Linked DNA regions of Mus musculus: all the other regions are linked to region 1. A link is a loop called in an ENCODE intact Hi-C map of the cell type or tissue named here. Cell type or tissue: left cerebral cortex. All regions are shown on one strand. Links, peaks and the distances in the headings refer to the core of each region. The heading gives the core; the rest is flanking DNA.

Region 1 (6,519 bases), core at 1,210-5,209:
GATGACCCCAGGAACCTCAAGGTTCTAGGGGCCATTAATATAAGCCAATTAAGTGCTGGTAAAACGGAAGGAAAAAGAAGCAGAAGGTTATGGGCACAATGAAGAGACTTGAGGGTAGTGAGGAACAACCTGATGTGAGTAGCCAGCCAAGAATGCCAGAGAAGTTGGTTATAATGCCCTGGTGTGTGCTGCCACTGTGGGCCATGTCTGAGTCTGTGGTCTTGCAGCAGAGGGGCTCTGTTACCATCAGGTGACGATCTTGGTTTTGGTGGCTGCCAGGAACCATGTTGATGTCTGAGAAATCTGGAGATCAGGTCCCTCCCTCACCTCACTTGGAAAGCACAATAGAGTTGGCCCTGATTGCTGGGACTGTGGGTGAACTGACCTCAATGGTGTGAACATGGGAAAACTGACTCTGCATTTAATTAAGATGGTTAGAGACTGTGGTGTTCCTTAGAATCTCCACACTTAGTTAAGATTGATGGCTGTTAATGAAAAAGATAATTATGAAATTCAACACCACATATAACACAACACAAACACACACACACACAGAACCATACACACACACACATACACACATACACAAATATACACACACACAGGTGCACAAACATGGGCAAGGGGAGGAGTAGACCTTGAGACTGTTGCTCTATTATGTTCATTATAATGAGTTATTGCTCCAGTTATACTCCACCTCATTAAGATAAAGCAGATTTGTCCATTCACTATTATATTTTATGGAGATAAGGAACATGAATTTTGCTTTAAAAATCTTGAAGTGCCTTTTTTCAAAGTTAAGATAAGCCTTTAAAGGTTATGCTGAAATCAGAAAGTTATCTTATGAGGAAGTCTTTTCTGTGATGTAGTCTATTAGGATCTTAATGGAAAATAAATATGTCATTTAACTTACAAACACTTGCATCTCAAAGCACATTTTTTCACAGCTCTTTAATGGATTCTTACTCATTTTCAGAAATACATTAAATATTATGGAATATAATTAACTTAAAATTTGAAACTGATTGACAGAAGTGCACCCCTCTCCCCCATATTATTGTTTTTCTACTATAATAACAATGTAAATAACAAAGGGTATGCTATAATAATTTTCACACTTTGGCAATAAGAGACTTAGAGTTTCTGGAACTGGAAAGTAGTTTTATTCTATTTGTGGGAAATGTTTATATTTAGTCTGAAGACAGAACTGAAACTCAAAGGCAAACTCTTAATTTTCACACGACTAATCAAAATATGTAGATGGCCCAATTGATTCCCGAGATTGTGAACACTGGAGAAAATTCCATGAATAGTATAGACAATGCTAACAGGAGGAAGACATAGCCCCCTCTGAGTATTAAAAATGTTGTCATTTTCAATTCCAAAATATTAAAACAAATTGCATTTATCAGTATTTTGAGTAATCACAGTCAACATTAGGTAACTTTCTTAAGCATTTCTCCACACTAGTCCCAGGTGTTTCTCCCCAACGAAGATTATTTTGCTCTTCTAGTAGGCACTATGTGTGCATGCATGCGTGCGTGCATGCGTGCGTGCGTGTGTGTGTGTGTGTGCGTGTGTGCATGTGTGCGTGCATGCATGCATGTGTGCATGCGTGTGTGTGTTTGTGCGTGCCTGTGTGTGCGTGTGTGCATGCATGTGTGTGTGCGCGTGCATGTGTGTGTGCGCATGTGTGCGTGTGTGTGCGTGCCTGTGTGTGTGTGTGTGTGTGCGCGTGCGCGCGTGTGTGTGTGTGTGTGTGTGTGTGTGAGTGCGTGCCTGCACCCCTGCAATTTCCCTTGAGTATGTGAAGCTCACCTTTCGATTTTACTCAAGTACTGCAAAAAACTTCTAACCTCTTCATGTTTTATGTAGCTTTTGAAAAAATCAGTCAGTTTTCCATGAAACAAACGTCACTTTAGGCTGTATTTAACATTTCAAATGGAATTCTCTCCTCCTCCCAAGCTGACTTCCATTTGATACTCCTTCTGACTTTTTTTTTTTAATTATCCCACATAGTTCACAGGTTTGTCCTTGTTAACTTTCTTAATTTAAACTTTTAAATTTTAACCAATTTTTCACCTCTGAGACACTGCATTTTAATAGCTTCCTATTCTTAACAACTTTACTTCTGTAAACTTCCAAACACATTGTAACTCAGATTTAACACCAGGAAGGGAGACACACATCATTTGTAGTTGAGGGTTAATTTAATAATTTGTGTTTCATAAGAAAATCTAGCCTAGAATTACTATTAGTTTATATTGACATAGAGCTAATGGTGCAAAATTCATTTAAATTAGAAAAACAAAATATAATATCAGTCTGAATTTATTTTTATAAAATTTACTTTAAAATGTATCGTTAATTTGGCTATATTTCATCACTGGTTAGATTTGTTAAGATACTAGCATGTCTATAATCTATGTTTTAAAAGAAGAGTAGCTTGAGAAAATAAAATATGTTTCTAGTATATAACTTGTTTCTCTAGTTCTTTCTCATTTGGATGGTGGAATATTTCCCTTATCCACTTCTACAAGCAGGAATGCTAGCAAAAGAGACAAAATAATATGGATATCTTTACATTTTATGCAAAATTTAACATATAAAACCTTTGAAGAAAGGAACTTTCAGACAAATAATGAATATTTCAAGAAACAATAAGGCAGAAAAATACTTTGGCAGAAGGTGAAGTGTATATTCTCAAACTCAAAGGAGGACATTATGAAATCTGCACAGACCAGCTCCTATATTTGATAAGGTGGTCTACATGGCACACTAGCAGCTATCACTGTCAGCATTCACTGAAATCTGCACATACAAAGTTTTCATCAGCACCAGCAGAGCAAGTAAACCCTGTGTGGCCCATGCATGAAACAGTCAGAGATCTAGGACTAGCTTAGGTGAATGGCGAGGCCAGGAGCACCACCTCTGAAATACGAGAAAGAAGTTCAAAGTTGTCTAATTAGCTACCAGATTGTAATGATAAATCCATAGCATAAAAAGTTTTACACCTGAATATTGATTGGGATAAATTTCTTCTTGCAGTATTGTTCTCAAGAACAGATAGTACAAAGAAAAATCAGAAACAAATAGTCCCCTGAATTATTACAAGTGTGCCTTCATTCTAGTACACATTTGACCATTGCAAACGTTTTGTTGATAATTCATCACTTGATATTTAGGTGATATTTTTGGCCATGTAATTAGGCTCATGTCCTCAAGGGGGCACTTGAATATAAGGCAAATCAATTCACAGGCCCAGTTTCAAAGCATTGTAGGAAAATGTTTAATTTTACCAAGCAAAACATTTATTTTGACATTTTCCACATGCAAAGCCTGTGGTCTTCCAATACACTTCTGAGAACTACAGTTCTCTGTGTGTAAAATGTTAGATGTTCTCCTGTGTAAGTAAACCACATTCTTCCCCATCACAGAAAATTGTTCTACACTAAAATGGGCCTTGTTTTAGCATTAGATGTGGGATAGGTATATGCAGTTTGTTAGGAGTAAACAAAATAAAAAATGAGAACTGACTGACTCTAAAAAGTCATTTCCCACAATGCTTTGTATTTCCAATGCTTATATTTTAATAAACTAGGGGTGTTGTGGAATAACTCAATCAACTTAATATTCTCTACTCGGGGATATTCAATGTACCCAGCAACCAGTCACTGGTAAACATCGGTGAAATAGAGAGTAGCTAGCCAACTTTAGGTTTAATTATGTTTAAGGAAGACAAGACAGATATATGACCATGCTTGCTCAGTTAGTCAACAGGGTCTCCAAGGAGGGAGTGAGGATTAAAGAATGAAAAGACAATTAGACAACAGTACAGTATTGCTCCAGCAATTAAGTGGGTTTACTTTTTTCCAGTCTGCTTTTATATCATTCTAGGAACATGAAAATAATATGGCGAGTTATAAGACATAAAGTAGTCAAGAATCAAACAAGGCATAAACAAAGCAGTCAAGGAACAAGCAAGGCATAAACATGGCCCCATGGTATTCAGGGACTTATCAAGATGATCGAGATCTTGAGTCTACTACTTTGTCCAAGTCCAATGTGAAATTCATGCCTGAGCTTACTTCCTTGTCCTAGCCCAGTGTCAAGTTCTAACCAAAATCATTGAAACAGCACCAAGAGCTCTCTACAGAAATGAAGAAATGTTGCACAGTTGGCTTCATAATATCTTACTAGATGACTGCCAATATGGCTTTGAACAAAAAATACTTTTATAAAATAAGAGTAGATGACCTCTTGAAAAATAAAGAATACCCAAAAGAAAAATCTCATTTTCTATGGGAGAAGAGGATGGTTATAACTCTAAACAAATATCTCTACAAAGGAAGCATTTTGTGTTTTACATTCATGTCACAGGGTTTTCTCTGTCCAATAACATTAATGCAGAGGAGGCATGTGATTGGACAGGGAAAAGGGAGGCAGAGCTAAGAGTTGCAGAGACACAGAGCATCTCAGAGCAGGAAGAGGAAGGAAGAAAGCTGCGGACGAGTACTCAAGTGGCATTTACCAGCCACAAGTAGCTATTATTTCACAAGGTTAGAAATATTGGGATAAAGCTTTTTTGTTTGTTTGGTTTGGTTTTTTGTTTTTTGTTTTTCAAGACAGGGTTTCTCTGTGTAGCTCTGGCTGTCCTGGAACTCACTCTGTAGACCAGGCTGGCCTCGAACTCAGATATCTCCCTGCCTCTGCCTCCCAAGTGCTGGGATTAGGGATAAAGCGTTTTATCATTATCAATTGGCTCTGAAATTATTTTACTGGTATCTTGTAAATTGTAATTCTACTAATACATAAGCCTGATTGGCTAATTAAGATTTAAGAGTCTTGACTACCAGTAATTAAGTGTAGAGATGGCTGACCGTGGGTTGTGTGGTAGTGAGAGGAACTTGGGGGCCCCGTCCAGATTTGGCCCTGTGGTCCAGTGTGGCTGGAGAGTAGGTGGGCCTGCAAGAGTGCGGAAGCATGATCAGGTACCACAGAGAGGTGGTGGCTTCATTTTTTTTAATGCTTCCTGCAACAGATGGTGAAACAACTTGCTGGCTGGGCACGAATCCACTAGAAATTTAATATTATTAGCCGGAAAGTTCGAGTTTTACTTTATTTATTTACTTTTGTTAAGTGAGTAACTGGGTAGTGTTAAAAAAACAAGTCATGTACTCTAACAAGGGAGTTGAAACAAAGAGACTGCTAGCAGAGCTGAGGACCCCTACTGTGGAAAATTACAGGGTGCTCTGAGTTGGGAGAAGATGGAATTTGCCTGCCTCTTAAGGCAGAGGGATTAAATTGTGAATTTAAAATTAGGATTATTTGCTTTTAGGATAAATTTATATTAAGATTCTGTCCAAATCACATGGGAAATTTTGCCTGTCTCAGAATAAGATAAGGAATATTACTCACTGACTCCAGAGTACAGAGTGCAGTGATAATCATTGCCTACTTTGAAAAGGTGTTACTTATCTATGTCTGTGGCTCCAGGTAGAGAGCTCAATAGACAGATATTATACAGGTATTAATAAAATATGTCTGTGGCTCTGGGCAGAGAGACAAATGGAAAGATGGTATAGATTGTTTAACCAGCCACAGGAAGCTCATATTCTGCTAAAGTGGGCTCCACAGGAATCTTGAGTGTCTTTTCCTGCTTGACAAGATAAGAAATGGCACATGCAGTATCTTAGTTTACTGCATTTGTTTTAGATTGTTTCGATTTTCAAAATGGGTGTGATTTTGAGTTTTGTGGTTATATTATTCCTCTAGGAGAGAAGTCTAAATAAAGTTTTTTTCTGGTTACTGTCTCAAGGATATGCTGATTTGGGAGAAAGTTTTTGTCTTTGCATTTTAGAAAAGGTGATTAGTGTCTCTACACTATCCAGAGTAATATGGATCAGACATAATGAAGGGAAACTACCGGAAGAACTAGATTTAAGAGAAACAAACAAAAAAGTTATCTTGATGATACTAAACTTTAGTTTTGAATATTTTTTTTTTCAGACAGGGTTTCTCTTTATAGCCCTGGCTGTCCTGGAACTCACTTTGTAGACCAGGCTGGCCTCGAACTCAGAAATGCATCTGCCTCTGCTTCCCAAGTGCTGGGATTAAAGGCATGCACCACCACTGCCCGGCTCTAAACTTTAGTTTTGAGATTTATATACTGAAGAATATACAGGCTTGGTGAGTCTTATTGTAAGACATGCCTAACTGACCTGCTTGAACTCTAATGTCTTAGACTTTCAGAGAGATCCAGTCAGGACACAGACATCAGAGACTAAATTAATCATTGGAGTGGCCTGATTTGGCCAGCTAACTCCATCATTTTCCCTACCCTTCCTACAACCTCTTCAAAGATATGTCAACACCCATATTCAGCTTGAAGAAGATATGAAGAGCCATTGCCCAGTTACCCGGGCTTTGGGGCTGGAGGTACTTACTCCTTCCTTAATTTTTTTTAAGTTTCATTTTTTATATTAGATATTTTCTTTACTTACATTTAAAATGTTATCC
Region 2 (6,519 bases), core at 1,169-5,168, 1.2 Mb after region 1:
TAGCTAGCTCTTTAGGGACCTCACATGGCATAGGGCTAGCTAGCTCTTTAGGGACCTCACATGGCATAGGGCTAGCTAGCTCTTTGGGACACCTCACATGGCATAGGGCTAGCTAGCTCTTTGGGACACCTCACATGGCATAGGGCTAGCTAGCTCTTTGGGACACCTCACATGGCATAGGGCTAACTACCTCCTTAGGGACCTCACATGGCATAGGGCTAGCTAGCCTTGTAGGGACCTCACATGGCATAGGGCTAGCTAGCTCTTTGAGACACCTCACATGGCATAGGGCTAGCTAGCTCTTTGGGACACCTCACATGGCATAGGGCTAGCTAGCTCTTTAGGGACCTCACATGGCATACGGCTAGCTAGCTCTTTAGGGACCTCACATGGCATAGGGCTAGCTAGTTCTTTAGGGACCTCACATGGCATAGGGCTAGCTAGTTCTTTAGGGACCTCACATGGCATAGGGCTAGCTAGCTCTTTAGGGACCTTTATAAGAACACCCATTTCATTCACGCTGTCAGAACCACTATAAGCTAAACACCTCTCAAAGCTACTGCTTTCTAATATCCCTAGGCTGGGATTTAGCACTGTAATGTTATTTTAGCATATTAATTTGGGAAACACAAACATTCAAACCTAGCCAACAGAATTTTAACATAAGGGTAATTTTTACATGTGACTCTTAGAACAAGGAATTTAAAAACACACCTTTATGGATTCCCCTTTCAAAAGAATTCTTCTAAGATTAATTACCACAAGTTCATACTTATTCAAGACCACATTAGGGAACTTGCTTCCTAGTTTCCTTTATCTATAGATTGTTTTTCTTGGTGGCAAAAAAACTTCAGTTTTATTACCTCTATTTAAAAATTATTCTAAAATTGTATGAATGTTTTGTGATGTGATTGTAACCATCTCTTAAAATGACTTATTCATGTTCGAATTGTACAATTTTAATATGTCTGCATTAAAAGTTTCCCTTTCTTTCTTTCTATAGCCCTGGCTGTCCTGGAACTCACTTTGTAGACCAGGCTGGCCTCGAACTCAGAAATCCACCTGTCTCTGCCTCCCGAGTGCTGGGGTTAAAGGCGTGTGCCACCACCGCCCAGCTAAGGTTTCCCTTTCTTGATTACAGTGTGTGTTTGTTTGTTTTTGTTTTTTGGATTTTTTTTTTTTTTGTATTTTCAAATGTTCATAAAGCTTTTATATGTGTCAGTACATTTCTGTTCTAGAAACATATTTTGTCTTAATCTTTTGTGTTATCTTGATTTTCAAATTTGGATATCTATTATCTTTCTGTAAAGAATCAGAGGAAAGAGATAAAAAACTCATTTAGCTATCTCTGACTCTTAATTTCAAGTAGATAGACTTTTGACATTAATAGGCCTCTTTGATGTCTCAACCAAATGCTGCATTAGAGACCAATAAACCTAATGACTTTGATATAAAGACGAAATTTGAACCTGAGGTATAAATCCCTAGAGTACGCAACTCTTGAACACTATCAGGACAGAACTGCAAAGCATCCCTTTGGTGAGATGCAACATCCACAGAGGCTGTGATGATCATGAAATGAATTTGGATTCTGCAAGAGGATTTCACAAAACAATCTTATACTGACTAAAAACCAACTGAAGCAGTTGAATGCATTCATAAACTGGCGAGAAGTAAAGAGAAAAATGAAAATGGTGCTCTTACATGAACATTAATGGTGAACGCTTAAAGAAGGCAAGTCAGTTAAAATAAGACACAACTTGCAGATCTGCTGAGATGTACCCTAGGATAAATCCACTTTACTTTTTTATTAAATGTGCTTTTTGACAAATCCCCACTCAGGAGACATGGAAGGACCGTGGCTTGAAATATCGCAATGAAAAGGCATTTTTGTCCCAAAAGAACAAGAGCTATTAGGAGGTTGTTCCATCCCGGGCATGGTACTCAACAGCTATACAATCTCAGGCTTGATGCTCCCTACTTGGTGAAGCAAACATGTTTAACTTACGGATCTTCCAGATCACATCCTTTTAATGCCTGCTTTCTAAGAAGGTACTTGTGTAATCTTTTCACTAACGCAAACGCCTCATGCCCATGAATAGGCAATTCTCAGATATAATGCTCAGGTATGCACTGTCCCGTACAATCGGTACCTTCAGCTTCATGTCCATCCGTCTGTGAAGTTGACAGAGGTTTAAGAAGCCAGGGGGTGAACTTATCTATGCAGATTTATTTAGAGGTATTAGCTGTCCCTTGCAGAGGAAACTTAGTCTGTACCCAAGGAGCAAACTTCATTAGATAAAAAATACCTCAGAAACAACTGAGGCTGTCAGATTTCGTTTGCCCGAGATGCCACACTGTAAAGTTTTCACCTACATTACTCCAACTCCTCCAGACACTTTTTGGAATTAGGCACTCTATACTTGCATTTTTCCAGATCAAGCGGAAAGGTTGAAGTTTCTGATCACAGATAAAACTGAAGTCCAGATAACATCTTCCCTCTCAAGTACACACTCATGCAGAAAATACAGCAGAAAATCTCTTCTCCCTGTCCAGACTTCACTTTTTAAGAGCTGAAGGGGCTTTTGAAAGTTTTCCTGACCACCAAGCTTCAAAGACCCTGCTGACTATTACTAATCCTGAAGTCATTTTCACATGGTTGGCCAAGAATAATTCCTGATGTGGCACTGCTGTCAGGTCTCATTCTGACTTCTTGGTCAACACCATCTGAAGTCCAACTGTCTGGTTAGCATCTTTTTCTTGGATATTTTAAAGCTTCGAAAAAAGATGCAACAATAAGTCGTCCTCAAAAGTAGAATAAGAAACCTGTCTATTACTTCCCTGATAGTTGGAAATCTTTATTCCGCCCTTCAGTGAAAACCCTAATTATTTGAGGACAAGCAAGCTACTGGTTTTCTTGGGCTGATCCTTGCGCTCCCCCTTGTGCCCTGATGGGAAATTCACTCAAGAGAAAACTGAAAGTCTTAACATTTGACTGGGGGACTCAGTATAGCTTCCGAGAGCAGTTGTCTGTATGCACATTATCACAGCTACAAATGAATTTTTATCAAGATCTGTGTGCCAAACTCTGCCATGAATACTGCATTTTAAATCAGCATTTCAGAAGGCCAAGATGTAAACAATAGTACTAAAGAATAGAGAATCTGTCTCAGGAAAGTAGAGCATGTAAAATCTATGGTATGTCAGGTCAATAGAAACAGCCCTCCGATTTTAGTATGGTTTTCAGTTGCCTTCTATTTTTAGAAATACTCCAGTGTTCAACACCCAGAGATTCAGAAATAAATTTTAACAATAGATATTCTAAGGTTTCTTCTTCAGGCAATCCAGAGAAACCCTGGTGAACACGGTAAAGTTCCCTTAGAGGTAAAGCTGGAAGTCAAAAAGAGAAACTTTATATTCTTCTGCTCATGAGATGCCACCCTTTAACCCCATGAGGCTGTATTTTATTTATGGTGAGAAATCAAAATCCGCCCTGGCAGAGTAGAAACCGATTTATTTTCTACAGGCCATACCCGGTCATTAGGATACCATCTGCTTGAGTCAGAGACCTGGCAAGGAACCTTTAAAGCCATCCAGATGGACTTGGAAGACCAGACCCAGAGAGGTTAATTACAAAATCTGGAAAAGGACCTCATGAGGACTATAGTGAATGTAATGAGCACCACAACTCAAACTACCCAGCCGATCCCCAGAGTGATGAGATGTGTGTCTGTTTCTGGAATCTTCATATGCGTCTTTACGTAGACTCTAGTTGGCTGTGGGGAATCCAGCTGCAAGGGAACAGAAGGATGCTCTGTAGCTCAGGAGCATCCATCTTTGCCCATTTCCCTATCCATGTCTATTCCTCTGTTCTCTCACCACATTCTTCTCTCACCTTCAATAGGTGGGAAAAAATAATGAATCATTAGAGCAATGCGAACCAGAGAAGCCGCTGGTGAGAAGCGAGGCTAGTGTACCTATATCTCCCAAAATAAGCCAACATTACTGTGTACAATTGTTGCTAGAATACACAGTAGTTTCAGGTATAGGGTAGCATTTTCTAATCCACCTGTAGCATAAACAGGAGAGCTTTAAATCACTTTTAAGTGAGGTTGCAAAAAATCTAAATAATTTTCTTATTTAAATGATTTAGATAGAACCACACTATCATCAAAAGGTCCCTTAACTAAACATCCTGAAAATACTGAGATACTTAGGTGTCCTTCGTGGGAATGGCAGGCTGTATTTAAATGAATAGTTTTCAAAGCCTAGAAGTTATATTTTGGTGTTTCCAGCAAAATTTAACAGGATATATCAAATACAGACCACAGAGAGCTGGTACCTCAATTTCAATCAATTGAATATTCTGCATTATGTCCTACTGGTCAGATTTATCCTGATGATTCTGCTACAATTTCTCAAAAAACCTGGGCTTGAAAATGGACTTAAGCATTGTCTTCAAGACCTCATTCCCTTGCAGAGAAAGGAATCGTGGCACAGGTTAGATTAGTTCGTCCAAGGCCTCAATGTCCAGACAGTTAATTGTTGATCTAGGAAACAGGTATACTCCCATCCAGTCCAAGGAGACCAATAAACAGTGAGGATAAACACAAAAATACAAACAGTGCAACTCCTTGTTTATTGCCTAAGTAATTTTGAAGGAAGTCAGCTGCTGAAGGGGAAAGGGGAAAGGGGATGTCCTGTAAGAGGCTGGGAGGCAGTATGAGTGACTAGCACCTATTCATCTGAATCATGCCCTGACATATTCCTATAGTACACCCACTGCTTCTTTTGTGCTCATTCGGCTTTATTTCATAAAGAATATGTTTTAACCACAATAGTCCAGACAGCTTTGCTTCCAACAAGGAATTTGACAGAATAGCCCTGTAGGAAAAGTCAATACCTGGGGACTGATATCACACCTGCACCAGGTCTCATGGGATTACACCTCATCTTCACAGCAGTCGATCGTCCATTAATACAAGATGTGGTGGCTGTGGAAGACCTGTTGTAAAGCAGGCACTAGATTAAAGACCAAATACAATACAGATGACCAGGACACAAGGGTCATGTACAGAATGGCTCCCATGCTCCATGAACAAACAAAAAGAGAAAATTATTAAAGGTTTCTAATTTCTAACTTGACACAAATTCAGTATATTGACTTTCACCACCTGTATGAAGATGACCATCATTAAGGCATTTAGTAAAATTATTATGATTTTAATCACAATGAAAGTTTTTGAGGGAAACAAGAGTCAATTGTATCAAAACATCAGGCTGAATAAAAAGCAAGTTAATGAATAAGAAGTAATTACTGCTTAGGCAATGAACCAAAGTCTCCTGAGAGAGAGAGCACATGCACATGGTGTGTGTGTGTGAGTGTGTGTGTGTGTATGTGTTGTATACATGCATGGTGTATGGATGTGTGTGCATGGTGTGTGTGTTCATGGTGTGTGCATTCATGGTATGTGTGTATGTACAAGGTGTGTGTGTGTGTGTGTGAAATTAGATTCTCAAAAAATTCTGTTTCTCACTTTTATCAAGCTACTTAATGCCCACATTCTTATTGTCCATTGAGTACAAGCTGTCATGCTAGGCACCCTGAAGCAACATTATCTTTCTTTCTTGCCACTAGGAAATTATAACCAAGAATAAGAACTAAAATCCACAGATTGAGACATATGAGCTCTTTATTTAAAATATAGTCACAAGAAAAAATACCTTCACTTACTTATAAAAGAAATGAACATCTGGTACTTGGCTCGGTGACACTGGGAACATATCCTCCTTGATATTAACGTTTTGCAAGGCAGTGTCAACAGTGACACCTAGATGACATTGAAAAACAAACTGAAGCAGCAGGGAAGATTAGGTTTACTTAGTCTCTGTACATCTGAGTACAAAATAGCTTTACCTTGACAACTGTCCCCTCACCCATCCCCTCACCAGAAATATTAAACTGAGCCATTCCAGATAAGAGTAAGAAATCTTCTAACATCTCCAGAAAGAAAGATTCTTTCATGAAATCTAGCTCATTTCACTAGGATGTTTTGTTCTTCTGTTTTGTTTTTCTAGAATCTGTAGGATATATACAGTGGTTTAGATGGTTTCTACAGTTCCTTGTAGTTCTAATGTTTCAAAAATCTATTCCAGTATTGTGCTCTTCCACCGAGTTTTGTCAGTAGAGACAGGTTATGTTTGCTCAGCTTAAGTACAGACATGTTTATTTCACCAAGCCTGGTGCTCCCATGCCCATACTTCATATAGTTTTATTTAATTACTGATTTGCTTAATCAGAAAGACAGAATTTTCCTTCTCTTAGATAAAACAGTGGCAGCAGCAAACCTCGGCCAATTAGCATGAACCTGGCAGCTGACCTTGGTGCTGAAGTTTGAAGCCCAGTACATTTGGAGTCCACAGCAACACTCTCAGATCAGGTCTCACACCCCCAAATTTTCACTGCTCCCAGCAGTTATAATGAATTTGATTCCTAAGAACCACTAGGAAACTGGGTTA
Region 3 (6,519 bases), core at 973-4,972, 1.5 Mb after region 1:
GACTGCTTCATCTATTCTGTTCTCTATAACACTTAATCTAATTTATATTCCTATCAACAGTGTGCAAGGGTAAGGAATACTGAAATTCTCTAACTCTTAATTTTATCAAAATGTTGTTATGGTAAAAAAGACAGGTAGGGACACATAGTCTCACTTATATCCTCTGCATCAGTCAGCCACTAGAGAGTACTTTACTTACGGTTACCACTTCAAACAACGTGCTATGATGTATAGGGCATTGTTGTATTATTAGATATGTTTCCTTCAGTTGATTAGCAATGCAATGCTAAGATGGAATGAGTTTCCTCTCAGAAGAGAGTCAAGAAAGTTTAATCAAGATCAATAATGTCATTAATAGAGAATGACACCACCTCATACAATTCTTTGGCAATGTTAAAGAAAAGAGTAAAGCATCATGCGAAAGAGGCTATGTAAAAACAAGCCAACAACAGCCAAAAACACAGCCTATCTAGTGCAGTGGAATAGAGAAAGGAAATCCACCTTATTTCAGGTAGTGCCTATGATAGCCTTTTATCTTTCTACACCAGGTTGAACCAATACAAAGAACAAAGTTCTACAAACCTTCATTTGAAATATAAATAGATACAGGGGAAAGTTAGCGATTTTCCTTACTGTTGAAGTCACTTATTTCCTTACCCAGGCTTATCAAACAGCTGTAGTACTGAGACAATGACTATAACTATAAAATATGATTGTGTGTGTGTGTGTGTGTGTGTGTGTGAGTGTGTGTATTCTTCAAGTTTCAACTGATGGCCCATTGAAATGCCACATTTCTAATCCTGTTAGTGCAATATCATTCAATTAGGTAACTGTATATTATTTGTCTTCACTACCTACTTAATATGCAGTGTAAAAAAGCATTATGCTTTGAAGTTTAATTTACTATGGTTATATTTAATACAATATAGACATTCATAAATTACTAGAGAAGTATTAAAACCCAGGTTGAGATTTGCAGAGATGGCTTAGTTGGTAAAGTGCTGGCCACAGTATAAAGTTATAAATTTTACTGTCACTATCATGTAAAATCAAAACAAAATATCAGGGAGTTAAGGGAGGGCACCTCTAATAGGTACCTATGCGTGTGAAGGAAGCAGAAAGAGGAGGAACTTTGGGCTCACTGACAAGTCAGTCTAATCAAATTAGTGAGCTCCAGGTGAGTGAGGGAGCCAGGCTAAAAACAAAACAGAGAGTGATGGAGAAACACACTTGACCTCCAGTCTTCACATGCACCCACTTGCACCCCTGGACATATGATACACACACAAGAACACTCACATGCACACACACACACACACACACACACACACACACACACACACACGTCAGCAGCAGCATCACCGTCATCATCATCAAACACAACAGTTCTATTGTCCCATGATTGATGTTTTGTGTAAAAACAAATGATCTCTAATACCTCAGAAGACAGGCAACAACTCACAATACCCTAACTAAACAAGAGCAATGGACGTTGACCATCTTTTCTAATATTTGCAGTTTGGCTTCATGTAAAGGCAGCAAGTAATTTGATTCATATACTGTCATCGTTTCTCATCAAGTTAATTAGGAAAACGTTTATAGACAGTTGCTGTGATGTAGTAAACTGGCATCTTAAACACAAGATATTGCATGGTATGATCTAGGTATGTCACTGTAGAGGAGTGGTTCTGATACTCTGATTTAATCAAGAATCTGCGAGTACTGATGCTGAAGTTCCTTGTCTCCAATTGGTTCTTGATCAATCAATAAAGATGCCAGTGGCTAATGACTGGGCAGAAAGAAAGAGGACAGATATCCAGGTTCCTGCAGGCTATGAGAGAAGAGGAGAATTGAGATACTTAGTGGGGAGAGGGACAGAACAGACTCGGAGCTGCAGGGAAGATCTTCCAAAATGTAGGTGTAAAAGGAAAGTGGCCCATGGGCTTAAGAGAAGGTAAATAGGCGACCAAGCGAAGGGCAGATTTTAAGGTGTTGAGCTAAGAGTAAAGGTAACTGGACAACCAAACTGAGAGCAGATTTAGAGGTGTTGAGCTAGGAGGAAAGATAACTGGGCAGCTAATTTGAGGGAGGATTATAGGTGTTGTGCTAGGAGTAAAGGTAAGGGAAAGATAGAGAGCCCAGACACAGAGCCAATAAGGCAGGTTACAATGATCGTGTGTGTGTGTGTGTGTGTGTGTGTGTGTGTGTGTGTGTGTGTGTCTTTCATCTGCAGATCCAAGATAGTTCCTGGGCGTGTGTGCACATGCAACCAAGTGGTAACACAAAGCAGACAGCCAAAAACTACCAGCAACATGTCACAATGTGAGCTGTCCCCTAGAATGTAGATGCTATGAAGGCAGAATTTTCATCTATCTTGAGTGTAACCATAGTCTCTGTGTCTAAAATAATGCTCAGCACTAAGGAGGTTCTCAGGAATATCTGCTAAATAGAATGAGTGAGTACACATATCATAAACGTGTGAGCTCCTAAAAGCGGTGAAGGCACCCACTTCCTTCTCTTCTGCTGCACATGAAACGGACTGAAAGAAATGAGCAGCAATCTGCAACACATCTTTGCCTTATTTGGATTCAGAGCACAAGACCTACTCTTAGGGTTTTATTATTGAGTTTGGGCCTGAGTTCTTTTCTGTTCTATACATATCACTAGCAATTCAAGCCTCCATAATTCCATCTACTGGTAATGCTACTACTCTGAAAAAGATCTCACTGAACAATGGAGACACCTGCTGGTTAAATGATATGCTTTAAAATGTCACATCTAATCAACAAGAATTAACCAGCAGATGTGACATACTGTTAAAACTGACCTTCCTTTTGAAAAATAGTAAATGACAGCATTTATTTTCTTTCTTAATATGGTGATACTCAAAAAAAAAAAAACAAAAAAGACTGTGTTCTGCAACAATATGAACTAACCAGTACCCCGCCTGTCTCTAGCTGCATATATATCAGAAGATGGCCTGGTCGGCCATCACTGGAAAGAGAGGCCCATTGGTCGTGCAGACTTTATATGCCTCAGTACAGGGGAACGCCAGGGCCAAGAGGTGGGAGTGGGTGGGTGGGGGAGTGGGTGTGGGAGGGTGTGGGGGACTTTTGGGATAGCATTGGAAATGTAAATGAAATACATACCCAATAATAAAAAAATAATAAATAATAAATAAATAAATAAAGACTGTGTTCTGCAGACAGGTACTACTGCAAAAAATGTTTAGTTTTTTTCTAATTCTTTAGTTAAAGACAATTTTTTTAACTATCCAATAAGTTGAAATATTGTGTCATATGCTGGCAAATTAAAGCTCTCACATGATAGAGGTGGGTGATATATCTTCTTGGCTCTGTCAGGGCATGTGCTCAGCTCTAGTCTTACGAATACTGTTCTTTAAACTGATAAGAACAGATACCACACTTGATCTTAGACAAAAGGCTGAGAAGTGATATAGTGCCTTTAAAAAGAAGGAAGTTCTGCAACATCTAACAACATGGATAAACTTTGCATATATGATGCAAAATGAAGTTAGTCAGCCACAGAAACAAATACATTATTGTACTTAAATAAAGTGTCTAAAATAGTCAAACTTGTAGAATCAAAGATTCATAAAATCAAAGAGCAATATTGTAGTCACAAGGGATTGAGGGAAAGAGGAAATGGGAATTACTTATTAATGGGCATAAAATCTTAAGATAGATAACTAAGGTCCAGAAACATTCTGTACAGGATTGAACACATACAGTGTGTGTGTGTGTGAAAGAGAGAGAGAGAGAGAGCGCTCATACATTAATACTAAATTAAGTGCTTCATGGTTATACTAAGTCATATTAAGTCATAGGGCTTCATACATTCATACTAAAAGAATTTAGCAAGATGGTTGATCTTATGTTCTTTCCAAAGGCAAATAAATTTTAAAGTCAGGTAATATCTGAACAGGACTTGATCTATCACTTGCATGAGGTGTGCCATTGTTATTTTGTGCTATATAGGAAAGTAACTTTCTATAAATATGTTTTTATTGCACTATTACGGACAAACATCTTCCATCTCCCAGCCCCTTTTGTGATATTTGTGCTCATTTTTCTAGGCTCTGCTTCAATCCTTTCTCAGCAAGGCCTGATGTTCTCTGTGTACAGTATAATTTCATACTATCCCTGCTTTACTCCTCACTGGATAGAAGTGTATGAAACCTTAGACCTCCATTCCCATGACAACTGAAATTTTCCAGTTGTTGAACAACTGGAACATGTTTCAACAATTTTCTTTCTTAATAACCCAATCACTCTCAGCATCATCTACTGCAAAAGAAAAGGAACTGAAAAGGGCAAAGGGAGGTTTTTTTTTCCCCCAGGTTAAAGAATTAGAGTATAGAAATGAGACAGAGACACAAAAAAGGATTTGGAGAAAAAGGGTTTTGGGCTGGAATTCATTTACAGCCCAGAGGAAAGCCTTCCTGGAGAATCTGAGCCAGAGTGAGGTGGGGGCTGCACAGAGCAAACTGCTCATTGCTGCACAAGCATTAGGGTCCCCATCAGTTCCCCCAAAGCTTTGGGATGCCAACAGCATAGTAACAGGATTCATACACTGTACAGAAAGAAAAATTACAGAGGATTTTCCTTTTACTTTGAAAAATATCTTTTGTCTGTAACATACCATCTACTTCCATGTTTGAATACATAGTAAAGAACATGAAACAGAATCCACACCTTCGTAGTCCAGATACTTTTATATTAATGACTTAACTTTTAAAAAGAGAAAGTTAACGTATATGGGGACCTGTGCCTGTAACACTAGCATTCAGGAGACTGAGGCAAGAGGATCCTGACTTCAACAACAGTCTCAGCTCTGAGGAAGAGCAGGTCTCAAAATCAAGTGGAGTGGGGGTGGCGACAGCGGTGAAGAGAAGAGAAAACAGTAAGGGAGGAAACGCCATCAGCACTGAATCCACAATGACGTTCATGAATCTTATCCAACACAGGGAACACAGGAAATCACACAGAGCAAAAGCCATTAGTAAGCTGTAAATGTTTTTATGCCATAATTTCTGCTTGGGACGGCAATATTTCTCATCTTTATTTTTTCTATAAGACACCTAAACCCTACTTAAATTCAAGTATATTTAAAATCTTATGCATAATCTCACTGCACTCTGACTAAGAAGAAAAGTAGGTGTAACTACAGACAGGTATTCTGGAATTCAAATCACATTCTAGAAAATCTTTATAATAATTATTCAGGTTAAAAGTCTAGAGGTATTACTGTAATGCTAGATTTACATTTTAAATATCATTATTATGACTTATCATGTTTTGTTATGCTTCCTTAGTCAAAACTCCCAATCCAAGGCAGTTGGTAAAAACTAGAATTTGTCTTCCCAATATCAGGTGATGTTGAGTCCTGCACGGTCCTGCATGGAAGAGACAGTGTGACATGTTTTCTCGACCCTGGAGCAGATCCAGGAGGGTGTGGGTCTCCATGAGTGTTGAGGATTGTTGGGCACGAGGCTTGTTTGTATAAAAATATGTAGATATATTAGTTCATGTTTCTCCTTCAGGAAATAGTCTCCCAGCCAAAGTTATTGGGAAAAATTTTCCCTGACATGATTAAAGGGGAATGTCCTCTCTACCAAGGTTAATGACTCCATAATAATCAGAAACAGCACGAGTCTGAGAGGTGAGGGTAGGTCTATGTCCTTAGCCAAAAAAAAAAAAGTAAACATGTGACCTTCAGGACAGTCCTTCAGGCTATGGGAATGAACTCTGAAAACATGAGTTCAAAAATATATAATTTATCGACTGTGCAAAATATAAGGATGCAATATGAATCATAGGAAGGGCTTCATGGACCTTAAAGAACCGAGGCAGCTGCACTACGTGCCAGCTCTTCAGAAAGTTAAAAAGAGCCGGCAGATACAAAGGTGGGCGGATTCCTGAGTTCAAGGTCGGTCAGGGGCTCAGTGAATTTAGGTCCAGGCAGGGTCAGAATGGTAATCTCTGGATGGGATGCCACCCAGATAAGTTTATTGTCTGTGCTTACAAAGGTAAGCAGTTCTCTGAATTCATTTGCAATGTTTAAAAAAAAATGCGCTTGTTGTCATTTTTTTTTCCCTCAACCCGGGGCCCTGTTCCTCCACCACCACTGCATTTTTTTTTCCAATCAGTGGGCTGGGGACAAGGAATGTTGATTTGTGGGCTAGTCAAAATGGAGGCAGAAGTAAATAACTAAACTGATATGTAAATAAAAGACTGGGCTTTGGTCTTTGAGAGCTGAGCTATCTCAATGAGCTGTCTGGAGATCTACAGAGAAAATTGTCTTAAACAATAATCTTTCCTCGCCTTTCTGTTTTCCAGACAGAAATAAATTTTTTTCTCTACTTTATTTGAAATAAAAAATAAGACCCCTATCTGAAGGATCCCATTTCAAGGGCCATAAAAAAATAATGCCATACACCAGCTACTCTGATTATTCTTATTCTTAAATTGCATTTATTCCTAAGATAGGCAGGGAATT
Region 4 (6,519 bases), core at 976-4,975, 680 kb after region 1:
AACAAAACAAATCAAAAAAGGAAAAAAAAAACAGGTCTGGGAAGCAAGACTGATTCACAGTCTAAGACAGGATATGAACAAAATTTCCCTAGAAGCACTTACCATGGTAGACACCAAAACTAACAGTGACTCCCTCAAGAACCTCACAAGTGTACCAATCAGAAGGCAGCAATAAGAGCTCCCACCACACAAGGGCAGAAAAAAAAAGAGCATCGTTAAATATAAAAACTGCAATGAATTGAAACATAAGTGTATTTAAGTATTTGAACCCATGAGAACTGCTGAAAGATTCGCCATAATTGACTGATACTGTTTTTAAAACTGATCAATAATTGAGAATGTATAAAGCCTTTATCTATTCCTTGAGGGTAACCACATAATGATAAAATTTGAATGAATTTCCTCTTTATTGAAGTATTCTAACCATTAACGTAAAAACCGGAATGATGAAATTAAAATACCTTCATTTTGCAACCACAAAGGAAAGAATGGATCCATGTGATGATTTTAATGACTATTAAAGTTCTATAAAATGGTATAAATAGGTATCATGAGCCTGCAGAACATTCTATTACACACATATGAAATATGTTTGTTAAATATGCACACCCAAATTAGATTAAGCTCTAATACACACACACTCAAATATATGTGTGTATGCAATGTGTACAGTTCTTAGGAGGCTCTCCAATGCAGGGATATTCATAAAACTTATTCTACCTAAGTTACACTCTGGTTTCCATTTTAAAGCCAGTCTTTGTATGTATATTGTGACAATGAGAAATGGCTAGGAAAAAATGGCTTGTGCTGTTGGTTGTTAGTAGAAGAATAGAACATACAATTACAAGAAGCTTTTACAAATAAGATCTAGTTCTCATAAAACATGTTTTCTAAGGCTTAGGTTTTGAATGCCCTCAAATACATGTTTGTGAATGAGTTAATCACTGACCTGTTAGCATTATTGGAGAGTGGAAAACTTTTAAAGGATATAGCCTAATGAAAAAAATGTTATGTCATGAGTGTTGCCCTTGAAGGTGTTAGATATATCCTGTCGCCTTCCTTCCTTTCTTTGGTTCTGGTTTCCATAAGTTGAGCTTTGCTACGTGACATGTTCCAACTATGATGCAATATCTCATGTGGGCCCCATTGAGTGAAACCAAGTGACCAAGAACAGTTGTCTTCAAAGCAATGAGCCAAATATTTAGCTGTTTCAGGTGCCTCTTCATTACAACAATATGATGACAAAAGCTATGTGGGCTTGTTTTTAAGTCAGTAGACTGACTGAGATGTGCTCATTGATAATTCTGGGTAGTGAATACTTTGTAGACTCTCTGTGAACAAAGCACCATGATTTCCACACATAATTCTAATATACGTGAACCAAATACATATATGTATGACCATATATAATATACTTGTGAATATATATATATGTATATATGTATATGCACAAGTTTTGATATCTTATGATGATTTTAGTATAAGCAAATGGAGGGAAAGCACAAAAATGTACTTTTCTCTCAATCTTTTTAAATTTTGCCTAAACCTGAGAGATTGTCAGAAAGCACAGGAATATAAAGAGAAGGGAAGTATAGAAGGAGAATGGAAGGAAAGAGAAGAGTTGCAGCCTTAGAGAACACACTCACCATAAGTACTTTAATTTCTTCTTTAGTAGTTCTTTATAGAGAGAAACTTCAGTCTTGATTGAAAATGCATTCCAACCGAAAGATAGCGAGTCCCAGACACTGCAGTAGGACAGAGCAGATAATCAATTTCCAAAATGAATCTGGTTTTGTCAATATTAAAGCTTGTTTTTACTTGTGAGTAATCTGAAAAGTAAAGTCGCTAGTTGCTTGTTGCTGTAGGATTCTATTGCATGTGGTGTGTGTGTTTGTGTGTGTACATTATTCTGTCTTGAGGAGTCTAAAACTCTCTCCAGCAATACAAATGTAGTCCTAACAGTCTTTATATGACTTATGGTCAGTAACAAGGCAAGCTGATAGAATTAACACAAGTCTCTCATAAGGAATATTTGGATTTTTATATGTATGCAAACCTTTGCATATGTATTCAAATCAGTTGTCATCCACTTAATTCTCTTAGTACACTGCAAACGTCTATAAATGAGTCCTGTAATTTAGTTCTAAAACTATCTTGAAAACCATCTGGGGCTGTAAGATATTGTATTGTTGGTGTATTAATTATCTTATCACTGTTCAATAATATAAAGTCAGAATAAGATAAGAATTACATCAGCAGAGGATCATGTTTAGGTACCGTTAATCAAATTAATAATGTATAATCAATGAATTTATTTAACTAATGAATAAAATTGACCAATGTACCATTAAGTAAGAGAAAAGAATAAGAAATCTCCATAACATAGATGCTGTCAAAATTTAAACATACATTTACATTACACTGAAAAATAAACCTTGTACTATTAAACCTTAAATTAGTAAGTCTTAGCAACCTGTTCTCCACACTAGCTCCTTCTCCACTGGCAAATTTGAAGTTACTGTGGCTTCCTTGAGCCCTTATCAGTATGCTCTATAAAAGAAGAAGGATAAAATGCAAAAAGCAGTCAAGTATATCTACTGTTAGTGTAATCAACAACACAGTAACAGCCAGTTGGTAGATTGGACAAGTAAATCAATTCTAAGACTTTGCTGACAAAATATCATTAGATCTATTGTTTTCTACTGTGATGATGAACCATATTGTGATGGATTCATTCTATAATAGTTGCAGAAAACATCTGCAAAAGAAAATTAGATTTACAGCTTAAATTACGTTTATATTCTGCTAAGTTAGGAGTTAATTATATGAAAATGTGTTGGCCTATTGATGTGTCTTTATTGTATTTATGATCAAAGAAACAGGATATATTTCCATGTAATATTCATTTAGCAGCTCACTCGTTCAATAGCCATGGGAATTAAAAACAAAATAAAAGGAGGCCACTGAAGCTGCTGGGCAGTCTTAGCTATCTCAAGTCAGACCAGAGCCAACCCGCAATGAATGGAGTTTGTAGAGGTCAGGATCTGTATCCTGCCAGAGATCATAGTGCAGTTCTGCCACCTAGTGGTTGCTTTTTCACACGTGACTTGGTACCTTTCAAGTGCCATCTGCATGCTTAGCAAAAAACATAATCAATCAATCAATCAATCAATCAATCTACCATGTGACTAGAGAAATTATCTATAATTATCTATATATACTTTAATTATATTAAATTAAAATTCACCTATAGTTAACATTCAAGAAGTTGTTACAATCTGGTCCATTTCTCTTCTTCTATCCAACATAAGACCCATCACATCCATCTATAAACAACAGCTTTCTGTTATTCTAATGCAACCTACCCTGAGAGACTCTGGGCACATAATTTCTTCATTCATTGGACTGCAACAATCACTCTTACTTTTATCTTCACAATTATATTCTTACAAATACTGCATGGACTCTGAATCCATTTGTACCCCCTTGATACTTGACCTAAGCATCCTTGAATAACCCTACTCTACCATATGAAGAAGGAGGCTATTTGGTAGCAAAAACATTGTCATTACATTTTCCCATTGCTTCAGCACTTAACACTGTACCCTTGGCCCATAATTATACGATGTGCCTATTAAGGTATTTGACCCTTTAAAAGGAGTTTTAAATTGCTAATTGAGCAAAATCACCTTCCTTTCAAAATAAGACAAAATTTATTGAAAGTCACTGTTTTTAAGGCTTGGTCTCAAATGTTTACCAAACCAAAGTTCCCTGTGTTAACAAATGATATATCAGTGTTTGTGTCAGATATATGACAATTTTTATCCTTGGTAATTCAGGGAATGGGCTCTTTAGTAGTGATAAAAAATTAGGGCTTTGCTTTAAAGAAAAATAAAATTGTAAGCAACAATTCACACATCCTCCTATCTGAATAGTTATTAAGAAATTTTAAATTAAAAATATCTATCTTATTTGTTTCCTTGAATGTTCCCCAACGTGTAAAAATTATTTAGTAATAGGCATACTAGAAAGATTTTACGGTATTTAGGGAAATAGTTATGTAAAGAGACATTTTACTTAATTTGGTTCATTCTAGCCTATCTTCAGGCTACACCTGCTTGCTGCATTGACCAAAATAAACATGAACTCAACTTGATATTATGTAACTGAAAGTTACAGAAGATCCAGCATTGATTTTTTTTCATTATCTCTAAGCAAACACCTAATCCCGGTTCCAAATTTATTGTCATGAAAATTATTTTAAAAGACACATTTGTGGTGCTAGTTGTAAAATTCACTAAACTACTGATTATAAAAGAAAACCAGCTTAGTATGAAGATAAACATTGAATACGAGGGACTGTATACAGAGATTTACTTGGCTATGATAAATGTCTAGAAAAAGTACTCTGTAGAAAGTAGTTGATTATAATCCATCAAAACGTTATGTGAGCATCTACCACCCCACCTCTTACATCTTACATGGCTATTTTGCAATTATCTTTAATAAAGTAAAATAAAAATTATTTGCTATCAGAATTTTGATCAGCAAGTTTTTAAAGTGATCGATAACAAAACCACAATTATTATAAAATTGTTGATACCACCCATATGTGAAATATTAATTTCCACTAGTTTTAAAGGACATATAAAACCCAAAACAGTGTTATCATTCTTTGGAAGGGAATGGGTAAATATAAACAACACATTTTCTCAGCTAATGCAAATCAAGTGAACCATTATTTATTTTCCCAAGATCTGTTTACTGTGTTCGTCTTCATATCACAGAGTGGCTTTATTGTCTAATTTATTCTGAGTTTTCTACCCTAGGAAAAAAATCCTGTATGCCTCATATGTAAATAGAACAAGACATTAACTCTAAGGGAAAAGATGTTATTATGTTTGGGAGCTTGTGAAAACCAGCTGCCCTGACCCCAGTTGATACAGCATCTATAAGGCAAGTCCTGAAGTCTGCATTTGTCAAAAGTCTTCCAAGGAGTCCCCACAGACCGTACTTTGCACTAAGGATAAAGCTAGTATCTGGTTCCTAAAGTAAACTCTATTCTCAGGCTTTCCCTATGAAACACTACAAATGCAAATGTCGCAGTCCCCTCCTGGTGATATAAGCAGGACAGTGCCTCCTTTTTAATATTATCGGGATCTTCTAGGAGTGAATGTTAAGAAACTTTATATAATAATGGCACATGACAAGCATGGAACTTTATTCTTTCTATTTCGTTTCTGTGCTGACTTTGTGAACTAGAAATTCTTGGGTGAGCCCAGCATGCTGGATTTCACAAGTCGGACCTAATATGCTGTCATAAAGGAATCAGTGTTTGAGAGGAGAGAAAAAAGCAGCAGCTGACAAGGGAGGTTCATGACAATTAAGATCCCAGATTTTTTTAAAAGTCCAGTATAACTAATACCATGGCACCCTCCTTGTGATTTCCTTTAGGATTTTAACCAAGTTGTTTATTTGTGAATCACATTTACAATTTTTTGTTTACTTCAGGTACTCATTACAAATCTTATTTGCAATGAATATGGAAGGAACTATGTCTCCCAGTAAATAGGTCTCAGAAAACCTTTCATAAAATTTAGAGCTCTACATTTATGGAAACATTATAAAGCCTGCCACAGGTAATATTTTTTTAAAGCAAATAAATTGTGCTTGGAAAATAAAGCAGAATGATCTCACATGATAAAACAAGACTGTTTGCTATTTACAAAGATTTTCTAAATAGTAGCATATTATAACATAAATATAGGAAAAGGCTTTGTGGTGATAGACAGTCTTAGTATATAAAATCATACACAATAAATTCCAATCTCCTGATATTTATGCTTGACACCATTGAAAGAATATTGAATACTTCCCATTTAATTATCTATCTAATTTATGTATATATAGCACCTATCACTTTCTAGATAGACTACCATGACCATAGTTAAGTGTATATGTGTTTGTACAAAACTATGTTCTTTTATTGTATATGCATATATATTGCCTTAGTCAGGGTTTCTATTCCTGCACAAACATCATGACCAAGAAGCAAGTTGTGGAGGAAAGGGTTTATTCGGCTTATACTTCCATGCTGCTGTTTATCACCTAGGAAGCCAGGACTGGAACTCAAGCAGGTCAGGGAGCAGGAGCTGATGCAGAGGCCATGGAGGGATGTTCTTTACTGGCTTGCCTCACCTGGCTTGCTCAGCCTGCTCTCTTATAGAACCCAAGACTACCAGCCCAGAGATGGTCCCACCCACAAGGGGCCTTTCCCCCTTGATCACTAACTGAGAGAATGCCTTAGAGTTGGATCTCATGGAGGCATTTCCTCAACTGAAGCTCTTTTCTCTGTGATAACCCCAGCTGTGTCAAGTTGACACAAAACTAGCCAGTACATATATGTATATATATATATGTATATACTATTCATATAAAATATGGGTATTGTATGTATGTATGTATGTATGTATGTATGTATGTATGTATGTATGTATGCCATACATATGGAGAGAGAAA
Region 5 (6,519 bases), core at 911-4,910, 1.1 Mb after region 1:
CAATATATACAAAGAGCTCAAGAAGCAGGACTCCAGAAATTCAAATAACCCCGTTAAAAAATGGGATACAGAGCTAAACAAAGAATTTTCAACTGAGGAATACCGAATGGCTGAGAAGCACCTGAAAAAAATTTCAACATCCTTAATCAGGGAAATGCAAATCAAAACAACCTTGAGATTCCACCCCACACCAGTCAAAATGGCTAAGATAAATAATTCAGGCGACAGCAGATGCTGGCGAGGATGTGGAAAAAGAGGAACACTCCTCCACTGCTGGTGGGATTGCAAGCTTGTACAACCACTCTGGAAGTCAGTCTGGAGGTTCCTCGGAAAATTAGACATAATACTACTGGAAGATCCAGCAATACCTCTCCTGGGCATATACCCAGAAGAAGTTCCAACTGGTAATAAGAATACATGCTCCACTATGTTCATAGCAGCCTTATTTATAATAGCCAGAAGCTGGAAAGAACCCAGATGTCCCTCAACAGAAGAATGGATACAGAAAATATGGTACATTTACACAATGGAGTACTACTCAGCTATTAAAAACAATGACTTTATGAAATTCTTGGACAAATGGATGTATCTGGAGGATATCATCCTTAGTGATGTAACCCAATCACAAAAGAACTCATTAGATATGCACTCACTAATAAGTGGATATTAGCCAGAAACATAGAACACCCAAGATACAATTTGCAAAACACAAGAAAATCAAGAAGAGGGAAGACCAATGGATGGATATTTCGTTCTTCCTTAGAATATGGAACAAAATACCCATGAAAGGAGTTACAGAGACAAAAGTTTTGAGCTAAAACGAAAGGATGGACTATCCAGAGACTACCCCACTCAGGGATCCATCCCATAATCAGCCACCAAACCCAGACACTATTGCATATGCCAGCAAGATTTTGCTGAAGGGACCCTGATATAGCTGTCTCCTATGAGGCTTTGCCAGTGCCTGGCAAATACAGAAGTGGATGCTCACAGTCATCTATAGGATGGAACACAGGGCCCCTAATGGAGAAGCTAGAGAAAGCACCCAAGGAGCTGAAGGGGTCTGCAACCCTATAGGTGGAACAACATTATGAACTAACCAGTACCCCCAGAGCCCTAGCTGCATATGTAGCAGAAGATGGCCTAGTCAGCCATCACTGGCAAGAGAGGCCCCTTGGTATTGCAAACTTTATATGCCCCAGTACAGGGGAATGCCAGGGCCAAGAAGTGTGAGTGGGTGGGTAGGGGAGCAGGGCGGGGGGAGGGTATAGGGAACTTTCGGGATAGCATTTGAAATTTGAAATGTATATAAAGAAAATATCTAATTAAATAAAAATACCAGGGCAATTCAAACCCTCCAGAGATCCGTGATGTCTTGCCAGTTAACTCTCACGGAGCTTGCTAAAGGGGAGATCTTGAAAGAGAATGATTATGCTACCCCTGCACAATGCACCATCCTGCTTAACCCTCTGCCTTGGGTTTCGCTCTCTTCCCATTTGTTAGCATAGATAATTTTCTGAAACTCATCAGAAAAGTTGGCTGTAAACCTCCTGCACATGCTCAAAACAGTATGGACTGCTTATGAAGTCCATGCCTTAAAGTCTGTGATGTAAAGTCCTTGGCTGTGTTGATATTACAGCCTGGGGTTACTCATCTCTTTTGTAATTAGCCTCCAGCAGTGGATTTGCAAATTCTTCAAGTTATTCCTGAACAGTGGGAACAATACAGACTTGAAAGAAAGACAACCAGCACACGATGAAGCTGATAATAGTAGAAGAACGGGATCCTCTTGAAGGCATCAAGTACCTTCTCAAGACCACCAGAAAGGAGGAAGCTTTGTTTCCTACCCCTTTAAGCCTTCAGAGTGTCTCCCTGACAAAGCTGAAGAGGGTCGAAAATTTTAATTACAGGTTTCCTTTAATTACAGGCTCCTTTGCCATGTTTACCAAACAGCTAGAAGTCCTGAGGGTGGAGTTAGGCTCTTTAAAGTCATGTTTTAATCTCCTTTGTAATTGCAATTTGATTGCTGGTGTAAATTACGTAGTAGGCTTGCCACCTTCAGTGCCAGCCGTTTCCCAGAGTGGATAATTTTGAATTGAACGGCTGATATCCATCCAAAAGTTTCCCAGAATGTTTCACGGACTCCTTGAATTATTCATTAAACAGAATTCTTTAAAAAGAAGGCAAGAGGTTCCTTTGATGTCAGCTGGGGCTTTTCATCATATTATGGACTATTAGTTTCTAGACTCTTTTAGAGGTGGTTTCTTGAAACCAATGTTCAATTCAGGACTTATCACCTCCAACCTTTATATTTTATTTTAACAGCATCATATGTCACCCTGAATGGGGCAGTTTCTGGCAGAAACCTGGTGTTTAATTTCTAAGGAGGAGGCAGGAATAGAGAAAGAACAGTTAGTCGCAAACACGCCACCTGCTGCTCAAACTGTGTACATACAATAGAAATTTCATCTTCACAGAGCAAGCCAATAGGGAGCTGTGGTGTCTGGGAATCCATTCATCACATCGGGGCCCCTGATGACTTGAAATTTTTGACTATAATTACTTACTAGGGCCAATCTTTGCTTGGTATTTTTGAGTCTGAGCTGTGTCCAATCCAAATGTCACTTTATAGATTATTAAGCAAAACAACCCCTACCTTTATTTAAAAGGAAGAAAGATTGGCCAAGTTTCCACCATGACGTCAAAATATAAATTTTTAAGGAGTTTACATCATAGGCAATATTATATTGCCATTCTTTGGGTTTTTTTTCTGCACACTAAGCACTTTGAAATCTGTCAAAGGTTATGCCTTTTCTGTGCCCATCTGAATTGACATTACCCATTAGGGGAACTTTATCATCTGATTCAGTCATTTCTGACAGTAAAAACAAAAACAAAAACAAAAACAAAAACAAAAACAAACAAAAAAAAAAAAACCTGTGCATAATGAAGCCAGAACACACAAGAATTTGGGCTGTCCCAAGCAAGCAAACCTGGAAAAAAATCTTCTCCTGAACACTCTACATCTACTGCTAACTCATGATTCAGAATAACATACAAAAAAGAAAATGACCCAGCATAGTGAAAAGATGCCAAACTGAAGAAAGAGAGAGAGAGAGAGAGAGAGAGAGAGAGAGAGAGAGAGAGAGAAGGAAGGAAGGAAGGAAGGAAGGAAGGAAGGAAGGAAGGAAGGAAGGAAGGAAGGAAGGAAGGGAGATTGTTTTTCACCACAAAGTGGGACTATTCCATCACTCTGCATTCTGCATATCTGTTAGGTCAAAAAAAAAAAAAAAAAAAAAAAAAAAAAAAAAAAAAAAAAAAAAAAAAGGCCTTAATGAAGACCAGATAGAGCTTCATAATTTTCTAGAGGAGATGACACCCCTATCAAGAAGGATACATTGTTTTACAGAGAAAGTGTCATTTGAAAAAATGTAAGATTTTAGAACTGGGCACACCAGCAAGGCAAAACATGAGTAGTTAAATGAGCCAGAACCAAGAAAAATGTAGCAGTGTCCACCTCCATCATCGCCTCTCAGCAAACACTTCGTGAAACTTGCTAAGCATCAAGTTACTGTTGGTACAGTCATGGTTAAAGAGACATCAAATCATGCCTTTGTCAAGATTTGACATCCTGGGAATACTGTGAAGATGACTCAGTGAATGGGCCTCATACTGCACAAGCTTGGTTGGGAGTTCAGATCCCAGAACCCTGTAAAATGTCCAGAAGAATGGTGGTGGCTCACCCTCTTTAGGATTTCCAGAGCAAGCAGGCCAGAGAGACAACCCATAATGGGCAGAATATGAATTTCACTGGGAGACCCTGTTTCAATGAATACAGTAAAAGACTGATGGAAGAGATCCCTGACATCAGCTGGGGCCTTGACATGTACCTCCAATGCTTACACCACACATGCATACCACAGGCATGAAAACAGAAGAAAAGAAAAATAAGTTACTGTAAGTAGTATTTAGGTCTCTCCTGCAGAGATCATGCCAAATTAGATATACGTGTAGAAATCACTGGCATATTTAAGCTGACAGGGAAAGAAAAAGGAAGGCTCACTTCAGGAAAAATCAAGAAAGAGAAGAGGAAATGGTTCAGAAGATCTGACACAGTGGCACACATCTGTAATCCCAGGGGAGGCTACAGTCAAAGGCCTTGTCAAACAAATAAGGCACATGAACTTGAGACACTCCTGTAGGTAAAATAAGAGTAAGAATATATGAGTTAAAGACATTGAAAGTGGTAGTATAAGAGTAAAATTTAAAAAAAAAAAAAAAGGTGTCTTTCTGAATTTGAAAATACAAGCAGATCTGGAAACTTTTCAATGTGCATTCAGAATAGCTTTATCCAAGGAACTTAACCTTTTTTGTTTGTTTTGTTTTGTTTAGTTTTGTTTTGTGTTTTTCCAGACAGGGTTTCTGTATAGTTCTGGCTATCCTTAACCATTTTATGTGACCCTTTTAATGTATCTCCCTAGAATTGATATTAGGCCATAAAATGATACATTACTGAAAGTTAAGCAAAAACACTATTAGCATCTATGCCACACTCAGTTTTAGATCCCTTTGGGAAAACACTCAGCTATCTGTTTTCACTTTCAGTGAGGTGAGTCAGAGCAGAGCTACACTTCCCAGTTATTTGTGAATATGAAATTAACTGAAAAGAGAGCTCGGTTATTCTTCCCAGTCCCCTTCTGTATGGCAAACTCTTCCTTGCTATCCATCATTCTTAAATGAATGCCATCAGATAAGCTGTATGAGCTTGCCTTTTATAGTTTACCATGTTAACACAGGGAAAATTTAAAGCACAATCTGGCTAGGGGTCAGGAAGGACCAGGAAACATTTCTAGGCTTTTCTGAGCATTGTCAGAGAATAGTTGTGTCTTCTGAAGCTGTGGAATTCATGTGTTCATTAATCCATTCAGTAGAAAGGTACTAAGGTCTTCCTGTATGTTGAGCTCTGCACCTACATACTGAAGGAAGAAAATTGATGCTCTGCACTTTCGGGAAAGTTGGAATCTACTAGAGAATATGCAAACATAGACAGGTGTCTATAATAGCGTGATATAGCGACGTGCCATTGGCTGAACTCTGACCTCTAATCATCCTTCTTCAGGCTTCCATTGTGCTGTTCTCTTGAGCTGTATCCCAATTTGGGTTGGTCACTGAACCTCCTTTCCCTCAGTCTGTTCTCCATTTTTGTCCCTACAGTTCCTTTAGACAGGAACAATTCTGGGTCAGAGTTTTTGACTGTGAGATGGCAACCCCATCCCTCCACTTGATGTCTTTCTACTGGAGATGGACTCTACAAGTTCTCTTTCTTCATGCTTGGGCATTTCATCTAAGGTTCCTCCCTTTGAGTCCTGAGCACCTCTCACCTCCCTGGTCTCTGGTAAATCCTAGAAGGTGCCCCCCCCACACACACACACACCTCCCAAGGTTGCCTTTTTCCATGTTTAAAAATAAAGTCCTAATTTTTCTTCTGGTTGTTATTCCTATTTAATTTTTATCAATCTGTTTAAATGAAGACCTGTAATCATCCTTGAGTCTTCTCTCTTAGTACTAATTTGAAAGCTAAATCCTAGCTCAGCATTATAGTGAACAGCTATAATCTTAGAGCTTGTGGAAGGCTATGGAAGAAGAGTGGTCAGCTCAGGACAGACTGGGAAACATGGTGAGATCCTATCTTAAGAAATGACAAAATCAGGGCTGGAGAGATGACTCAGGGGTTGGAAGTGCTGGCCTCTCTTCCAGAGATCCTGAATTCAATTCCCAGCAACCACATGGTGGCTTATTACCATCTATAATGATATATGATGCCCTCTTCTGGTATGCAGTCATACATATAGGCAGAGCACTGTATATAATAAATTAAAAAAATTACAAACTAAAATAAGAAGTCACCCAAATGTGACCACTCCTTGATACCTGCATTTCTCATCTTAGGCCTTTATTCATCTTCATCTTCATTCTTGTATTAGTAAAGCTTATTCTCCACTTAGAAATAAGATAAAGCAAGTAAAAATTAAAATGCAATCATAAGCTCTGAGCACTTTTCATTGTTAAGAGAATAATAAAGAAACCTGTTAGTGGAATCCATGAAGCCTACTCTAGTTCAGTCTCCTTGATACTCATGTCTCCCTTCATTCCTTTCCCTTCCTTCTTGACACATCAACTACACTGGCCTTCTTCCCTCCATCAAACATAGCAAGCATGGCACAACTTTAAAGCTTATATTTCCTGTTTCCTCCGACTAGCATCTCCTTCCTTCAGAACTTTGAAAGAGATGACTTCTTCTCATCTTGAATAAATTGCTTCCCTAAAGAAGTCATGTTTGGGGCTATAGAGTTGACTCAGGGATTAAAAGTACTTGTTGTTGCAAAGGACACAGGTTCAGTTCCCAGCACACACGTGGAGACTCCTACCTCCTCAAGCACCAGCACGTGTGGTACAAAAACACACAGGAAGAACAGCACTCGTACAAATAAAATAAAATAAAATAAAATAAAATAAAAT

Evidence for each region. Hi-C counts contacts between places; a loop is a spot of excess contacts. Peaks named below come from ENCODE experiments on the same cell type or tissue, not always from the same donor. Only the 100,000 strongest peaks of a DNase experiment are listed, where the experiment ranks them.
Region 2: it touches region 1 in a loop (9-fold over the local background); 10 of 42 quality-filtered maps call a loop at or near these places.
Region 3: a loop joins it to region 1, with 9 times the contacts of the local background. A loop is called at or near these places in 4 of 42 quality-filtered maps.
Region 4: a loop joins it to region 1, with 4 times the contacts of the local background. A loop is called at or near these places in 14 of 42 quality-filtered maps.
Region 5: it touches region 1 in a loop (4-fold over the local background); 4 of 42 quality-filtered maps call a loop at or near these places.

Annotation. Positions count from the first base shown.
Region 1 is chr5:10,630,094-10,636,612 of GRCm38, reverse strand. No RefSeq gene overlaps it. Among named protein-coding and RNA genes, the nearest start is that of Gm32266, 290 kb to the left of the region's middle. In left cerebral cortex, for the core only: a CTCF peak has its summit at 3,220 (motif pointing right); a DNase peak (open chromatin) is centred at 3,243; H3K27ac peaks cover 361 bases.
Region 2 is chr5:9,446,206-9,452,724 of GRCm38, reverse strand. Elapor2 (endosome-lysosome associated apoptosis and autophagy regulator family member 2) reads right to left here. Exons shown (of 22, transcript NM_172706.4): 17 at 5,735-5,831; 18 at 4,904-5,005. Among named protein-coding and RNA genes, the nearest start is that of Mir879, 74 kb to the right of the region's middle. In left cerebral cortex, for the core only: a CTCF peak has its summit at 2,939 (motif pointing left); a DNase peak (open chromatin) is centred at 2,945.
Region 3 is chr5:9,166,000-9,172,518 of GRCm38, reverse strand. It overlaps the pseudogene Gm24666. Among named protein-coding and RNA genes, the nearest start is that of Dmtf1, 7.5 kb to the right of the region's middle. In left cerebral cortex, for the core only: a CTCF peak has its summit at 2,743 (motif pointing left); a DNase peak (open chromatin) is centred at 2,693.
Region 4 is chr5:9,951,400-9,957,918 of GRCm38, reverse strand. No RefSeq gene overlaps it. Among named protein-coding and RNA genes, the nearest start is that of Gm23312, 200 kb to the right of the region's middle. In left cerebral cortex, for the core only: a CTCF peak has its summit at 3,080 (motif pointing left); a DNase peak (open chromatin) is centred at 3,057.
Region 5 is chr5:9,536,902-9,543,420 of GRCm38, reverse strand. The region is part of intron 3 of Grm3 (glutamate receptor, metabotropic 3); the gene reads left to right. Among named protein-coding and RNA genes, the nearest start is that of Mir879, 160 kb to the right of the region's middle. In left cerebral cortex, for the core only: a CTCF peak has its summit at 2,445; DNase peaks (open chromatin) are centred at 1,748, 2,134 and 2,383; H3K27ac peaks cover 917 bases.